Linked DNA regions of Homo sapiens: region 2 is linked to region 1. The links are chromatin loops, found by intact Hi-C in ENCODE. Cell type or tissue: HepG2. All regions are shown on one strand. Each heading gives the region's core, and the rest is flanking DNA. Links, peaks and the distances in the headings are about the cores only.

The links. A loop is a pair of places that touch in the nucleus more often than their neighbours do. Peaks named below come from ENCODE experiments on the same cell type or tissue, not always from the same donor. Only the 100,000 strongest peaks of a DNase experiment are listed, where the experiment ranks them.
Region 2: it touches region 1 in a loop (9-fold over the local background); 6 of 110 quality-filtered maps call a loop at or near these places.

The regions. Positions count from the first base shown.
Region 1 is chr15:80,851,664-80,860,075 of GRCh38, forward strand. All of the region lies in intron 1 of CEMIP (cell migration inducing hyaluronidase 1), which reads left to right. Among named protein-coding and RNA genes, the nearest start is that of MIR549A, 14 kb to the left of the region's middle. In HepG2, for the core only: a CTCF peak has its summit at 4,923 (motif pointing left); DNase peaks (open chromatin) are centred at 4,988 and 5,478.
Region 2 is chr15:80,801,233-80,809,644 of GRCh38, forward strand. All of the region lies in intron 1 of CEMIP (cell migration inducing hyaluronidase 1), which reads left to right. Among named protein-coding and RNA genes, the nearest start is that of CEMIP, 26 kb to the left of the region's middle. In HepG2, for the core only: no CTCF peak of the experiment used is centred there; a DNase peak (open chromatin) is centred at 3,969.

The sequences.
Region 1 (8,412 bases), core at 301-8,300:
TAAAAGGCACAGACCATGAGCTCACGTTGGACACTGGGTGGGCAGGGGGTCATCTGGTGGTACTAGCGTGGCCAGAGTGTAAGTTAGAAGGTGGCGTGGGGCATGAAGCGAGAGAACAGGTGAGGTTGAGTAGATATCTAGGGGCCACTTCTTGAGGGACCTCATACAGCAACACGGGTTTTGGAAGGGTGTAAAATACAAGATTTGCCTTTGAGAAAGACTATCCTGGCAGCAGTGTAGGCGATGGACTGGAAGGAGGAGGAGACTGGAGATGGGCTGACCATCAGGAGGCCACCGTGAATGTCAGGATAGAGAGGTCCTCCTGCACTGAAGAGATGATGAGGAAGTAGAAGACTGTGGGTAGAACTTCAAGGGGGACAGGTTGAGTTCACGAGCAAGAGTGAGAGGAGGCAAACTTTGCAGGGCAGGAAGGAGTGCTTGATTGAGAGTTCACTGCTGTCTTCTGATGGAACTGTTTGTTCCTTGGAACAGCAGAGTAGTGAGAAAATGCAGTGGCTTGAAATTCTGATAACTGGGACCCTGGAACAGAAGTACCACTTGCTGATTATGTGAATTTGGACAAATCACTTAACCTCTGAGATGTGGTGGGAGTTAAACCATGTAGTAAGCAGATAGCCTGATACCTGGCACACAGAAGGCCCTTGAAGTGTAACATTTACATCAGAATCAGAACCTTTTTGGATTCCATGGCTACTTCCAATGTGTGTGTGTGTTTTTTTTTTAAGTGGAGAGGTACGATTACTAACCAGTAGGAGCAACAATATTATTCTAGGTTGGTGCAAAAGTAATTGCATTTTTGCTGTTACTTTTAATAGTTGCGTATCGAAGACAGCATTTGCTTTTATGGCATCGGAAACATTCTGACTCAGCTTACTGACATTTCCTCTGCCATCATCTTCTTTCATACTGAAATGTGGTTTAAAATATATATATATATCATTTCTTCCCATTCAAAGAAGGGTTTATGCCTCTGCTTTCATGTCCCAACATACTTTGAGAGATAGTCTCACCCCCTCCCTTTTCCTCTTTTATGCCAGGACCCTGGAGAACAGCCAGGTAAGGTGGTGCTTATCTCATTTTCAGTCCTGAAGGAGGAGGAAGATCAAGTGTGTGCAGCGTTAAGTGTCTGGAAGGCGTTTATTTGATTTTCAGCTTGTCTTTGTTCCAACATGGATTGAATGGTAAATACAGGAAAGTAGCTCCCAATAGGCGCCTGAATAGCTGAGGGGCAAAATGTCCCGGTGGCCCACACCCACATGTACCATCATCATGAGTCCTTCAAGCCTGCACAGCTCACTCCTGTCCAGCCCTGGGATACCAGGTGAGTCAGGAGAATGACTTCCTCTGTTCTTACAAAGTCCTGGCCACCAGAGATGGTACTGTTAGCACAGGAGAGACATTGAGAATAGGGTAGAAATCTATGCAGAAAAGTGTTTGTTGTGGCTGAGAGTTCCAATGCCCATTTAAGACCCTGGGAGAAAAAAGTCAGATCACTCATGTATGGGCTGAAGAACTAAGACTTTTGGTTGCAAGTAAGAGAAACCAAGTTGAGCTACATTTAGTCAAATGGAAAGGGGGGAAAAGCATGGGGTTTGGATTTATGATAAGGACATAGGGAGTGTCTCCTAGCTTCAAAGGCAGGAATAAAGCCAGGCCGCAAGAAGGGACTGGAACCAGGAGAAAAATAATCAGCCCAGCTTTGGTCCTTTGTGCCTCTGGTCCAGTCTGTTTCGTCTGGGAGTCAGAAATCTTGCTGAACAAGCGTGACTCTAGGAGGTCCATTTTGTGAAAGGGCAGATCACAGAGAGGGCTCTGGAACAAAGTGGAGACCCTGGCTCAAGGCAGAGATTTGGGAAGCCCTACAATATGGTGGTCTTTGAAGCCCTAAGAAGGGAATTGACCCAATTCAAATGGCATGGATCTCATAGTAAGAGGTAGGACTACTTGAGAGAGAAGATCAAAACAGAGAGATTAGATTCCAAGGGCTCTAGAACAAAGCTCTAAGGGCGAGCATTGTTTTCTCATCTCTCTGCTCCCACAACCCCACTTCCCAGACTTAAGGACAATGGTGTATACATAAGAAGGGCTGAATAAACATATAGGTTGAATGGCATAGAACAGACACTTTTATAGATCAAGACATGGACGATTTTGTATTGTTCAACCTAATATGTGATGCACGAGCATTGAGTTGAATTGAGACCTTGCTTTGAACCTTTGTTATGGGACCTTGGGGCAAGTCATGGTCTTGATGGTTTTTAAGGTTATTCCTTGGACCCAGGTGCTGGAAGCACAACTTCCAAATGTAATACCCAGAAGCAAACTGACAGAGGCAGGAACAAGCTGGAGTCAGAGAGATCTGTGTTCAGATTCCAACCAGGCACTGTCCCCTGGGCCTCTGCAGGCCCTCAGTGAGCCAGCGAGGCCTGCCCTGAGATGACAGTGCTACCTCCTCTCTCTGCCAGGACCACTTTCTCTCATTTTATGGAGAAAATCAAGGAATAACTTTTTCCAACTGAAGCCTCTGGAAGATCTTAGGCAACACGGCCGACTAGAGCTGAACCTAGGCCAGCATCCTGGGCCACAGCTCAGCTCTGCAAATGTAGCCAGAGCCTGAGGCGGGGGCTCTTCTCCCTGCCTGGCAACTTCTCCTGGCTATAAACCAAGCGTGGGCTGCAGCTCCTGGGAGACCAGGCTGAAGGCCCAGGAGATGCTTCAGGCAATTTGCAGTTGCTCCCTTGAATTCCATTTTTAACAGCATCTGTAGGGCAGGGAACGCAAGGCTGACCTGTGAGCCTGGTGTCCTGACTTCTCAGGGCAAGACTCTTTCAAAAGTATTTCTTGAGCATCCACATTTGTTTTCAGCAAATCAGTCTCTGCTCTGCCCTTTTGAAGAACACAGCTAACAATGGAAAACAACTTTTATGTAAGAGAGTTAACTGCAAACCGGGTGCTTTCCTAAGCATTTTGTATATGTTATCTCTTTGAATCCTCTCGAAACCTCAATTAGGCAGAAGATACTTAATAGCCTTATAAGCTAGACAGGAATCTTAGCCTAAAAATGCAAAGGGAAGTCCTGGGGAGGGAAAGGAGAAAACCAGGAAGAGGAAAAATAAATCCACGAGATAATGTTGTAAAATATAATGAAGCCATACCTATTTTAAAAAAACCCACAGAAATTTCCCAGACCTGGAGAGCCACTAAGTGGCACATGCAGGGGTCAAACTATGTCTATGGTGGCTCATGCCTGAATCCCAGCCCTTTGGGAGGCCGAGGCAGGAGGATCACTTCAGTCCAGGAGTTCAAGACCAGCCTGGGCAACAGGACATAGTGAGAATAAACAAATTAAAAAATTAGCTCGGCATGGTGGTGTGTGCCTGTAGTCCTAGCCACTCAGGTGGCTGAGATGGAAGGATCGCTTGAGTACAGGGGTTTGAGGCTGCAGTGAGATGTGATCATGCCACTGCACTGAAGCTCTTTGAGACAGAGTGAGACACCATCTCAAAAAATAAATAAATAAAAATAAAAGTCAAAGCTCCTCCTCACCAACATATAGTAACATTTATGGAACACATGCTTACCTCACTCTTCCTCAAAACTGCTGTTTGAGGAAGGTCCTGTTGTCACCAGCATCTTTCAGATGAAGAAGCTGCAGAACAGGGAGGTACCAGAACTTGCACACAGCAGATGAGTGGTGGAACTGGGAACTGAGCCGAGGACACCTGCCTCCAAAGCATCTTGTTGGGTTGGAGAAGGACAGTGGCAAACACAGCTCGTTCTCACTGCATTTTGGTAGCAAAGTTGTGCCTTCTTTTTTTTTTTCTTTTTCTTTTTTTTCTTTTTTGAGATGGAATCTCACTGTTCCCAGGCTGGAGTGCAGTGGCACGATCTCGGCTTACTGCAACTTCTGCCTCCTGGGTTCAAGCTCCTGCCTCCTGGGTTCAGCTCCTGTCTCGGCCTCCCAAGTAGCTGGGACCATAGGCATATGCCACCACACTTGGCTAATTTTTGCGTTTTTAGTAGAGACGGGGTTTTGCCATGTTGGCCAGGCTAGTCTCGAACTCCTGTCCTCAAGAGATCTGCCTGCCTCAGCCTCTGAAAGTGCTGGGATTACAGGTGTGAGCCACCGCACCCAGCCCGTGCCTTCTTTTTGCTCCCAAATCCCATTTTATTGGAGTTCCCTGAAGCAGTCATAGTAAGGCAGTTGTGTAGTAGAGCATATTAATGCAATTGGATATTTCTTTGCCATTCTAGGAAATTATCTACTGATACACACAGCAACGTAGGTGAATCCCAAAAACATGCTGAGTGAAAGAAACCTTGTACAAAGGTCTACATACTGGATCATTCCATTTACATGAAGTCCTAGCAGAGGCAAAGTGAATCTATGGAATGTTTCTGGTATTTCTCACTTAGAAGAGTGGTTGCCTCTTGTTGGAATTGACTGGGAAGGGGATGAGGGAACTTTCTGGGGTGATGATAATGTTCTGGACATTCCTGGGGATCTGGGTTTCAGAGACATATGCATTTGTCAAAACTCAACAAGTGTGCATTTTAGGTTTGTGTGTTTTATTTACATGTAAAATTTCCCTCAAAAGATGAAAAAAAGAATATGGAACTCTAGTTAATAATATGCAGGCTGAAGTGTTTAAGGGGAAATGTGGACGGTGGTGTCTTCACTTTACTGTGAAATGCATCCAAAGACTGAGATTGATTTCTGGATGGATAGATGGATGTGCAATAACACAGCAAAATGTTACTGGTAGCATCTAGGTTGCACTGTATTAGTGTTCACTGTGAGATTCTTTCAACTTGGCTGTGTGTTTGAAAATTTTCATAGCAAAATGTTGGGTTGGAGGGGAAAGCGATTATGTGGAATCCTGGGGTCCCCTAGTGGTGAGTTAGGGGTCCCGGAGCTCAGGATTGCAAGCTGAGATTATGCAGTCAGGAACTGTCATCCTTACATATCTCTGTCACAGCTCCCTGGCCCTGGGTAAGCACTAAAATATGCATTTTCCTGGGTCTCACTTTAGAGAGAGAATACTGAGGCCCAGGGAAGGTCTGCCAAGGTCTCCCAGGACTAGAACCTAGGACTCCCTGTTTCTGGCCTCTCCTCCCAGCTAGCTTTATCAGAACCCATTTTCTTCCACAGAACAGGGCCTTTTGTTCTATAGCCCAGGGCTGTAAATTTCACCTGCGTGCAGGGATCCAGGTAACTGATCCCATCACAATGAGCCGGTGGCACCCAGGGCAGTAAAACAGGCCTATGCGTTAGAACCCCACCTGCCAGTGGCTTCCTGTAGGTGTATTTGAAGTAGTAGGAAACCAGAGTGGTTTCTACAAATAAATAACCCAGGAAAAGACAAGCCTCTCAGATCAAAGAAGGACTCTGGCCCAAACTTGAACTAAAATCAAGCGTGCTCTTTCGACTCCACTCTGGCTGGGCAGAGGGAGGAGTAGAGAAAGTCTATCTGCTGTGCAAACATTCCCTGTCTCTGCCCTTCCTGGGTTTGTGTGAGCCTGAGAACAGGAGCCCGGGAGGAAGGCTGCACTCTCTGAACTGCTGCCAGGCCCTGCCTCATGACATTCCAGCCTGGCTTCCAGGCACAGCAGGTGCCAACAAATTGGCCTCTTGTGTGTCCGAGCCTAAGGGGCTCATTCATGGGCTGCACGCCTGTCTCAGGGCTCTCATGTAAGCCCTCTAGGGCCCCCAGCTCTTTGAGGAAATTTCATGGCATCCTCTGTGTTTCTTGGCCCTACTGGTTAATATTAATGCTTCCCAGGGGAAAGGAAGGAGAATGGAAAGAGATGCACAGAAGCCAGCAGTTCTGACTCCTTTCACGGTGGGGAAGGATGAGGGCAGAAGGTGTCTTAGAGCAGAGGAAGGACCCTTAGAAGTTGAAGTTTGCAAACTTCACCGTGCACATTAGTCACTGAGGATTGCCAGTCAGTGGCCTGGGGCAAGACCTCTGGTTTCTAACAGGCTCTTGGGTGATGCTGATGTTGCTGGTCCCTTGACCACACTCTGAGTAGCATCACCAACGGCCAAATCCCTCCCGTCATGAAGTTAATGGACAATAAGCAAACCCATTAGTGAATATATGATTATAAACTGTGTGAAGAAAATAACCAGGATGCTACAAAGGGTATTGAGGCAGGGACCTTCAGATGGGAAGAAGATGGTAGGAAAAGCATCTGTAAGAACAGGACTTTAGACTGGGACCTGAGGGTGAGTGGAGTAGGGAAAGCATTCCCGGCAGTAGGAGCAGCATGTGAAAAGTCCCTGGGGCAGAATCAAGCTTGGCATCTTCAAGGAAATGACAGAGAGGCCCATGTTGCATGGGTGGAGACTGGCATGAGATGAGGCTGGAGAAGGGTCAGGCCACACAGGGCTGGATAAAGGGCTCTGACTTCATTCTTGGTGTGATGGGAAGCCCTTGGAGGATTTTAAGCAAAAATGTGCCACGATTCATGCTGGTGGGTCTGTGGAAGATGGATTGGGATAAGGTGGGGAGTAGGCTGGTGGGTGGTTCTTGCATAGTCCTTCATGAAATAGTCGTCAACCTTAGTGGTAGTAAAGATTTTCATTCTTTCCAATGTGGGTCACATTTTCTAGGAAACTGCATGTTTTGGGGACATGATACAATTGAGGAAAATAAGTATTCTTTTCCGATAAAGTAATGTAAGGCCTCATTAATTAAATAAACGCTTTATGAGAGCAAAAAGACTTGGAAAGAATTAACCTTTGGCTGGGCTTGGTGGCTCACGCCTGTAATCCCAGCACTTTGGGAGGCCAAGGCGGATGGATCACCTGAGGTCAGGAGTTCAAGAGCAGCCTGACCAACATGGAGAAACCTGGTCTCTACTAAAAAAAAAAAAAAAAATACAAAATTAGCTGGGTGTGGTGGCACATGCCTGTAATACCAGCTACTCAGGAGGCTGAGGCAGGAGAATCCCTTGAACCTGGGAGGCAGAGGTTTCAGTGAGCCAAGGTTGCGCCATTGCACTCCAGCCTGAGCAACAAGAGCGAAACTCCATCTCAAAAAAAAAAGAAAAAAAGAACTAATCTTCATCTTTCCTTCTCCTTTTGGCTTCTTATTAGTTAGGGTTGTTTCCATAGTGAATGTCAAAAACACAATTCAAACTGGCTTAAATGAAAAAGGAACTTTGTTGGCTCATGCAATTGAAAGTCCAGGGATAGTAGTAGCTTCAGGCATAATTGGGTCTTGGTGCTCAAGTATTAGCTTTCTCCATCTCTAGGCTCCACATTCCCCTGTGCAAGCTTCACTCTTAGAGAGGCTCTCTCAATATAGAGGCAAGGGTGGCCCCAGCAACTCCAGGCTTGCCAACCACAGTGGGATGAGATCCAGCTTTCCCAGTAGTTCCAGCCAATGTCCCTTTTTTTTGACTTGGGTCAACTGAACATCCCTGCACCAATCACAGCAGCCAGGGGAATGGATCTATTCATTGGCCAGGCCGGGTCACATATCTACCTTAGGAGCAAGGCGAGTGGGTCAGCCCCCATTGAGCTACATGGACTGAGAGTAAAGGGAAAGATGGCTGCAAAGGAAGATCTAGGGGCTGAATTCGGGAGCAGGAGATGAAACTCACAAACATCCTCTGTGGGCTCCTCATTCATTTTGAATGTAGCACCTTCTCCCATCAATCATTAAGGCTGGTTCCAGTTCATCACCTTTTGTTCTAAACCTGTGTCTGGATCTTGCCTCTCCTGAAGACATCTAGTTCTGGGAGCAGGAGGCATCTTGCTGGCAATGATGCCCTATCTGTCCCATCTCTCCTGCTGCTCCCAGCAGACTATGCCTTTGCCCAGGTCAGAAGGCCTTTGCCCCACAAGGCCCTTGTTTCCAGTTTCAAGGATGCCTCTAGTTCACAGTCCACATGCCGGAAGGCAATGATGGGCCTACCCTGGGTCTAAACACAGATCTCAATCCATGGCATCTGTGCTAACTCCAGGTAGACAGTATCAGAATCGAATGGATTATAGAGCACCTAGTTATTGTGCACCAAGAACTGGAGAATTGCTTGGTTTGAAAATCCCTTGCACATTTAGTGGTCGGAAGTATTGGGATAGTGGAGGGAAAAAGCAGTTTTTCCTTTAGTTGGTGGAGAGAAGTAAACACGTTTTCCCCTTTCTGCTGTACCTCTAGAAGGGTTTTACCTGCATCAGAATCTTTCAGGGTGTCTGGCAGGGGTGCACATGCAGATTACTGAGTCCTGCCCCAGATCCACAGTCAGAACCCAAAGGGTAGGGTGGATCTGCCTGCTTGTCAAGCTCTGCAGAGTATTCTCCCTGTCTCCCACTCATACACAGGCACACACGCACACACACATACACACACAGGGACACGCATACACATTTTCTAGACCTTT
Region 2 (8,412 bases), core at 259-8,258, 50 kb before region 1:
TGTGGGTCAACCAGCTGGTTCTGCTGATCCGGACAGGCTTGGCTAATCTCAACTCTGTTTTGTATCTATCGGCAGAACAACTGGAGGCTGGCTGGTCTAGGATGGCCTCATTTATGTGTTTGGCATTGGCTAGCTCTCAATTCAGTGGATGAGGGTGACTGGACCATGCGTCTCTCATCACCCAGTAGACTAGCCTGGGTTTGTTCTCGAGGTGACTGATGCTGTTCTGTGAGAGAGAAGGAAAGCATGCATGGCCTCTGGAGGCCTGGATCTCAAAACCCAATGGCACACCAGCACTTCTGCTGCTTTCTTTTGGCTGAAGCCAGGTCAGTTCATGTTCAAGGGGAGGAGATTTAGACTCTACCTTTTAATGGGAGAAGCTGCATAGTTACATTGCAAAAGACAAGGATCTGAGGGGAGGAGAGAAGGATGAGTGGAATGGTTGATTGATTTTTGTGATCAATCCACCACACCCACCTTTGATAGAGGTACTTACTCTGTAGTACAATTGGCCTTCCATACTGTGGGTTCCATACCTATAGATTCAACCAATTGCAAACTGAAAATATTTGAAATATGTTTGCATCTGCACTGAACATGTACAGACTATTTTTCTTGTCCTTACAGGATAATAATACGGGATAACAACTATTGACAAAGCATTTACATTGTATTAGGTATTATAAGTAATCTAGAGATGATTTAAAGTATACAGGAGGATGTATGTATGTTATATGCAAATACTACACTCTTTTATATTAGGGACTTGAGCATCTGGAGAGTGTGGTATCTGAGGGAGTTCCTGGAACTAATGTGCAGATGCCAAGGGACAACTGTACTATTGTACTTGGAAGTACTCATGGGGTCATATTGCATTGTTTCTTTGAGTCCTAATTCTGCCAACATGGCCTGGTGCTTGCATTAATCAGCTTTCTAATCTCTGAGTAACAAGGCACAGTAACAAGGAGCAGTAACAAGGCACAGGGCTGGCACCTGAGAGTGGAGGTACCCAGGAGGCAGACACCATAAGGCGGGAAAGGGACATATGTACAGAATCATGGCTGCATGTCCTGAAGCCTGGCTTAAGCCATCAACGGCTGCTGGGCAGGGGCCAAAGCCCTGTTATCCCTTTCGCCCTTCCTGATGGCTCTGCCTCTGCCTTCAGCTGGGCGTGGGCAGGCCCCACCCACCGAGGCTCCAGCCCTTACCCACAGTGTCAGCAATGCAGCCTCCAGAGGATGTGCTCAGGCCCTGCCCACACACCCGGATGTTGACAGGGGCATGACTCCAGCGCCAGCTCTAATGGATGGTCTCATCGCTTTTAAAATAATGACCATGGGGCGTGGGCTGGCGAGAGCAGTGACATCACTTTCCTGCAATTCTGGGTCAGTTCCTGCTGCTTTTCTCTGTATGTTTGAATGACTGAAATAAATCTATTGGTTGGATATATTTCCTGGAAGACTTCTGACATGTTCACATGCCTATCTTGGAATGTGGTCAGGAGAGCAATGGCTTTGGACTTAGAGGTCCTGGGTTCAAGATTCTGCTACTAGCTTGCTGTATGAACTTGGACTAGCAACTTAACTTCTCCAGGCCTGTGTTTTCTCATTTGTACAATGATGGGAGGAATACCCTTGGTTTTGTAAAGGAATGGTGAGGACGAACTGGGATCTCTTGTCAGAGACACTGTCTTAGTCAGTTTGGGCTGCTATAACAAAGTTCCACAGATTAGGTGGCTTGTTAACAGCAGAAATATATTTCTCACAGTTCTGGAGGCTAGAAGTCCAAGCTCAGGATGCCAGCATGGTTGGGCTCTGGAGGGCTCCTAAACACCATTATTCTTCATTCACGCTTCTCAGAGCCCTAAGGAAGAGAGTGATTCCTCAGCTCAATTGTGAACTGCTCCTGCCACTCTGTACTTCCTCGTGTAAAGAAACCAGACTTTACATCATGGGTGACCACTCCCGCAGAGTTGTACAGAACCTCCCTTGGGGCCACAGGATGGCTGGATTCTGTCCCCTCATATACAAGGAGGTTATTGGGACAGCATTTCTCCCTAGAACAAGAGTGTATATTTCAGAAAGCTATGGATGACTTCCCATGGTCATCAGATCACTAGGCAGGAATGCTATTCTCCTGATAGATGTGTGGAAAGTATTCAATTCAATTTTGACCCAAAGTTCTAGGCACTGGATTAAGAAATGCCAAACCCAAAACGTTTAACTTTAGAATTAAAAAAAAAATGAAAAAGAATCTTAGAAGCAGCAAAATATTATAATGGAAAGTTCCCTGGACGGGAAGACAAGGTGGTGAAGATGACAATGATGATGCTGATGGCCAGACACCGTGATGAGTATTTGCATTCATTATCTCCTTTAGACTTCCCAACAGCTCCATGCAGTTGGTTCTAGACCATCCAGATTATCTAGCTGAGAAAAAAAGGGTCTGAGAGAGGTTAAGCAACGGTTCTACAGACACATAGCTAATCTGTGGCGTGGAAGAGATCTGCTGTCTGAGCTCAAGTCTGTCTTGGGCTCCAGACCCACAGGTCTCTACTTTGCCTCTGACTCATTTTCTGTTGTGGGTAAATGGCTGTCTTTGGACTGCAATGATCCCATCTGGAATATAAATCAGATGGACCCTGTATTATTCTGTTCTCATGCTGCTAATAAAGACAAACTCGAGACTGGATAATTTCTAAAGAAAAGAGATTTAATGGACTCACAGTTCCACAGCTGGGGAGGCCTCACAATGATGGTGAAAGGCAAAGGAGAAGCAAAGGCACATGTTGCATGCCAGCAGGCAAGAGAGCTTGTGCAGGGGAACTCCCCTTTATAAAACCATCAGATCTTGCGATACTTATTCACTTTCAAGAGAACAGCACCGGAAAGACCTGCCCCCATGATTCAGTTACCTCCCACCAGGTCCCTTTCACAATGCATCGGAATTATGAGAGCTACAATTGAAGATGAGATTTGGGTGGGGACACAGGCAAACCATATCAGACCCCAAGATCTCTTTTCAGCTCTATAGGCTGATCCCTGTGACTTGCATCTTGCAGAAGAAAACAATGGCTTTTCAGTGCCTTTTTTGTAAATAATATGGCTGCATAGTCAGAGAATATGGGAGACAGTGTCTCCTTTATTTTGAAGACATAATTGTGGTTTGGTGGAAAGAGCTCTGGACTAAGAGACAGAAGGCCTAGGTTTTACTTTTAGCTTCAATACCATGTGGCCATGTGACCGGAGGAAGGTTGACTCTTCTGAACTTCAGTTCCTCTACCTGAGAAACAAGAAGCTTGGACTGGACTGGCTCTAGGCTCTTGTCAGCTCTGACATCTGGGCAAGGATGCCAGGTGCCTCACCTACTGCTCCAGATGTCCCAGGAGAGGTTTCCATGCAGGATTTCAACTTGCTGAAAGCACGTGCGTCTTTCCTAATGAATGACTGGGATTCCTTCACAGGTGAAAATCTCTAAACCTCTGGGAAAGTCTGTAATGTCACAGCAAACTCATCTTCTTTGTATGATAAAACCGAGGTCTTTCCTCTGGTTGATGATAAGGGGAGACAGAGTTCTTGTCATAGTACTTGAACTAGGGGACAAGCAAAAGGGCCACATAGGAAAGGCTTTTGGTTGTTGCTTAATAAAAGCAACAATAAGGTTTTGGAAAGGCTTTAATTCATCGCTCATGTAGAAGGTAGCCGGGCCTGAATTTCTAGAAGATCCAAAGCTGGGAGCAAGTCACATGGCTGCACGGAGAACTACCATGGCCACCCTGGAACTGCACGTTTTCCCCTTTGTGCATTTAGCTAGCACGAGAGGGCCCCAATTCCTGTATCAACACCTATCCTCCCACCAGGTCTCACAACCACATGAAAGCAGGAGAGGCGGATTTATGCCTTAACAGCCCCCAAAACAAGCTTTGTGCACTGATAAAATCAGTGGCTGGCTTAGAGATCACATCAGCCCTGGAGAAACTGCTTCATGATTTGACAAGGCTGCTAAAGGCTGTTTGCATTCTGTGAGTCAGGTCCGAAGCAAAAGGAATACACAGAAGAAGATGATTATGAGTGTTTTGAAAACCTGCCCCTTCCTGCCCGCCCGGGACAATATTTACAAAGCAGACATGCAAACAAGCAGACCTTCTTTTCAGGTTTAAATTGCCTACTGAGCCAGGCGGTTCCCGTGCTGGGGTGCTTGCCCAGCACTAAGTTAGGTGTTTAAAAAACGCATTTGCCAGCCAGCTGCCTGCCTTCCCTTTGGTGGTTACCGTGTGGTTAGGAAGCTCAGGAGTAGTGTTGTTCTTACCTGAGTAAGATACAGACTCTTTTTAAGGGAAAACATTCCCAAGGATGTCTACTGTTGAATTAATTAACTTTATTATTATGTTATTTAAATATATACAAACATAAAACTAGGTATAAATTCCTCAGCTTATAGTTCTTACACATCTATAAATCTAAAACAAATTTACAAATGATATGCAAACAAAACTCTAACATGAATCAAATTTAAATTGCTTACATAAACTTGATATGCCAAATCTACCAATGTTGGGCTTCACAGGAAAAAGTTTTATCTCTCCATTTTGCATTTCACTTGTTTTGGTCTCAGCTTATTTAATTTTGTGTATAAAGGACCATTGTTTGAGTCATCCTGTGTCACTTTTTCCCACTTTTTAACACTGAACTCATTGGGACATGAATTTATTATTTTATTAAGCTGGTTGCTTTAAAAGGAAATCTCCCAATACCTTACACTAAAAGAAATTTCAATTGCTGGTTAATGGAATATTCTACACTCTGTATTTATGTACTGGTAATGAATAACTGAAAGCTGGTGAGGGCAAAGACAAGGTATGTAAAATGCGTTTGTGAGCAACCAGAATATCTTATAACACATTTTATTGGGGAGGCTGGCATGCCCATACCAACGTATGTCATGTGATGACTCAGTTCTTCTACCACTTAATTCTAATTACTGTGAAAACTTTCGAGGTGCCTAGGTATTGTTTGACCTTGACTTGGTCCAAGGTATTCACTAATGCAGATGGCGTTGAAATTGTGTGCAGCACTTCATTACAAGGGCTTATCCAGTTGATCTAGAAGAAAGGCTTGTATGACAGAGCCCTTGAGACTATGTCCATAGGAGTCTTTGGACCCCAGTTCTGAAAAATATTCTGGAGAGAAGCTCATGGTGAGCGCTCATAGAAGAAAAAGGTCTCCTTGCAATATGGGATGACCCAAGAGAATAATTTTCTTCCAGGAACCAGGAAAGAGGAAATGGGGATGAATTTGTCCATTTGATCATTTATTCACTAAATATGTGTGAAATCCCACCTGTTTTACATACCTAGCAGAGGGGATGGGGAAAGGGTCATGGTAAAATTAAGTATAATTGCTCCCCTGGACAGCTGATTGAGAGAGTTTGAAAAGCTCTTTGAAATTGCTTTCTGAACTAGATTATAAGCTCCAGAAGAAAAATAATCTCTAACCTTTGGAGTTATGCCACACTTTATGCATAGCGTTATCCTGTTTGATCATCTGCTCACTTTCCAGTTTTCTTTTCAAATGACCTCCGTCTATTTCTGGGAATTAAATCCTAAGACGGATAAAAATTTGCCACTTTTAAGCACAGTCTTGAGGATGTGCTGAAGGCTTTAAGGTCCCTAGCTCCTCCAGAGGGTGTGTTAGATGAGATAATCATCTGCATGTCTAAGTTCTGCTGCGTTTAAGATAGAAGAGCCTCAGCTTACAACACAAAGCAACACAAGAAATAGTGCATGGAAGTCAATCGGTGATCAATGTCAAATCAGTGTCAGAAACAAAAAGTATTATGAGTTTGGGTGAGAGACTAAAATTGTGGGCTGGGCTTTCTTAAAACAGGTTTAAAGAAAAGGTGGGACTAGACGTAGGATAGGTGAGAAATAAATTGTAGACAGTAGGGAAAGGGGCATTTGAGGTTAAAGGAAGAGTAGAGACAAAGTATCTAGAGAGGATTTTTTTTTTTTTTTTTTGAGACAGGGTCTCGTTCTGTCACCAAGGCTAGAGTGCAGTGGCACAATCATAGCTCACTGCAGCCTCAAATTCCTGGGCTCAAGTGATCCTCCTACTTCAGCCTCCTAAGTAGCTGGGACTACAGGTGCATGCCACTATGCCTGCTAATTAATTTGTATAGAAACAGAGTTTCACTATGCTGTCCAGGCTGGTCTCAAACCACTGGCCTCAAATGATCCTCCTGCCTTGGCCTCCCAAAGTGTTGGGATTACAGACATGAGCCACCACACCTGGCCTGAGGAGAGGATATTTGTAAGAATTAGAGGGAGGATAAGTCTGGAAAGACAGATTGGATCCAAATTTTGGAGGCCTTGGAGGCCAGAACAAGAGTGTGCATGGTACTGTAGTCAGTGGGAGCCACTGGATCAACTGTTGAGGGACAGTAAGACATCATAGCTAAAGGCTGTCTTAAAAACATTGAGTCATCAAAAGGTTAGCAGCCAGCACAGTGGCCTTCATTTAAAACCTTTTCTTTCCATTTCAATATTTCTGTCAGTGCTCTGCCATTGCATTGACATTTACAAAGATCTGTTTGTAGTAGGGGTAGTTTATAGGTTGCTGAGATTGTGTCCTGGTGTTCGTAGGCACCTGTGTGCTCTGTAGAGAGCATGTGTCAGGGAGCACCTGTGTGCTCCTGGACAGGGAGCACTTGTCCGCAGGCTCCTGCTGACAGCGTCCACTTGATCTTCCCTCTCTGTGTCTCCTCTCTCTACCCATTGCAGCCCCTTGCCAAGCTTCATTCTGAATATAATACTTAACCCAGGATTTGTGGGCAGTTTATAAAACTCTTTGACACTTGTGTCACTCTTAGTAACCCTTTGAAGTCAGGAGACTAGGCTAGGTATTTTTCTCTTTATAGATGAAGCTAAGGCTCAATAGGGAGAACTAAGTCATCCAAGATCACCATGGCCTGTTCAGTATCCGGCATGTTAGGAATGGTGAGTGGTGCATAGACGCTGACTGACAAGGAGGCAGACCTGATGCTGGGGATGGCCCACCTGCAGCCTTCCACTGCTGAGACCCTCACAGCTGTAAATGGAAGGTATTACATACAGCGCATCTGCCCCCCACTGCCCCCACTTAGGCAGCTGCATTCTTGAGCTGGGAATATAAACTGGCATCAACCACCCTCCATCCTAACTTCAGGTGGGCAGGCAGGGTTCTAGCAGCACCCATAGAGCTGACCTATGAGATTCAGAGCATCTACCTGTACCACACCTGTGAAAAATAACAAGCCAGGATACAGTGGCATCATCACAGATGAATAAATTATATGAAAAACAACAAACAAAACTTAGGCCCATGAAAATGTTATGGAACAGAAAAGAAGGAAATAACTATAGCATGGAAAGGTAGAGAAAAAAACAACAGAAAAAATTGCTATAGGAAATAGAAGTAGTTTGGGTAGCATCTGCTTTGAACACTCCACAATAAAAAAAAAATCAATTCTATGAAATAAGAGATAACAGGTTCAAGCGAAATAACATATGGGGAAGCCAAAAAAAAAAAAATACCTGTAAAGAAGCCAACAATGGGCTAGGATGGTTTAAAGCAGAAACAGAAAAAATTAGAAAGTAGAACTGACTTTGCTAAAAATTGTCAGTGATTTAATTGATCAACACCATATGCTGTCCCAGAATTGCAGAGAAATAGAAAGAAATGCCAGTGATTGGGGACAAGATGATAAATATGAATGCTCGAGGATGAAGAAACAAGAGTAAGTTATTGATTTTTCTTACATTACCTACTTGTGGTCAGATGTGGGGATTTGCACAGTTTCATATAATGTCCGTGAAAATATCAATTATATTGAAAGATTTAAAAATGGGTACTATATTAAAGCCAGCAATTTCACTTCTGACACCTGATGTTAAAGACTTTATCAGGGAAGAGCACAGGAATGCCTCTACAATAATTTTTATTATAGTGATGTTTATAATAGTGAATAATTGGAAACCTCCCAAATGCCCAGCTGTAGGGGAAAGGTTGAGTCAATTATTGTGTCTCCATATAATGTAATCATACGTAGCTATTTAAAATCTTGCAAAAGAATGTTTATTTATATGGGAAAATGTTCATATTGTGAAGTCAGCATTTGAATCTATCTGAGACGGAGTGCTGCTATTAAATATTTCTTCAATCAACTAGAAGAAAATATAACAATTCAGTTTCTATAAAGTGTGAATTTCCTTTTATGGAATTGTTCTGGATGAAACTGATAGGTTAATTTCATGGTACTACATAACAAATTGCCATACTTAAAACAACACCAAGTTGTTAGTTCACAGTCCTGTGGATAGGAAGCATGGTGCAGAGTGACAGGGTTCTCTACCCATGGTGTCACCAGGCTGAAATC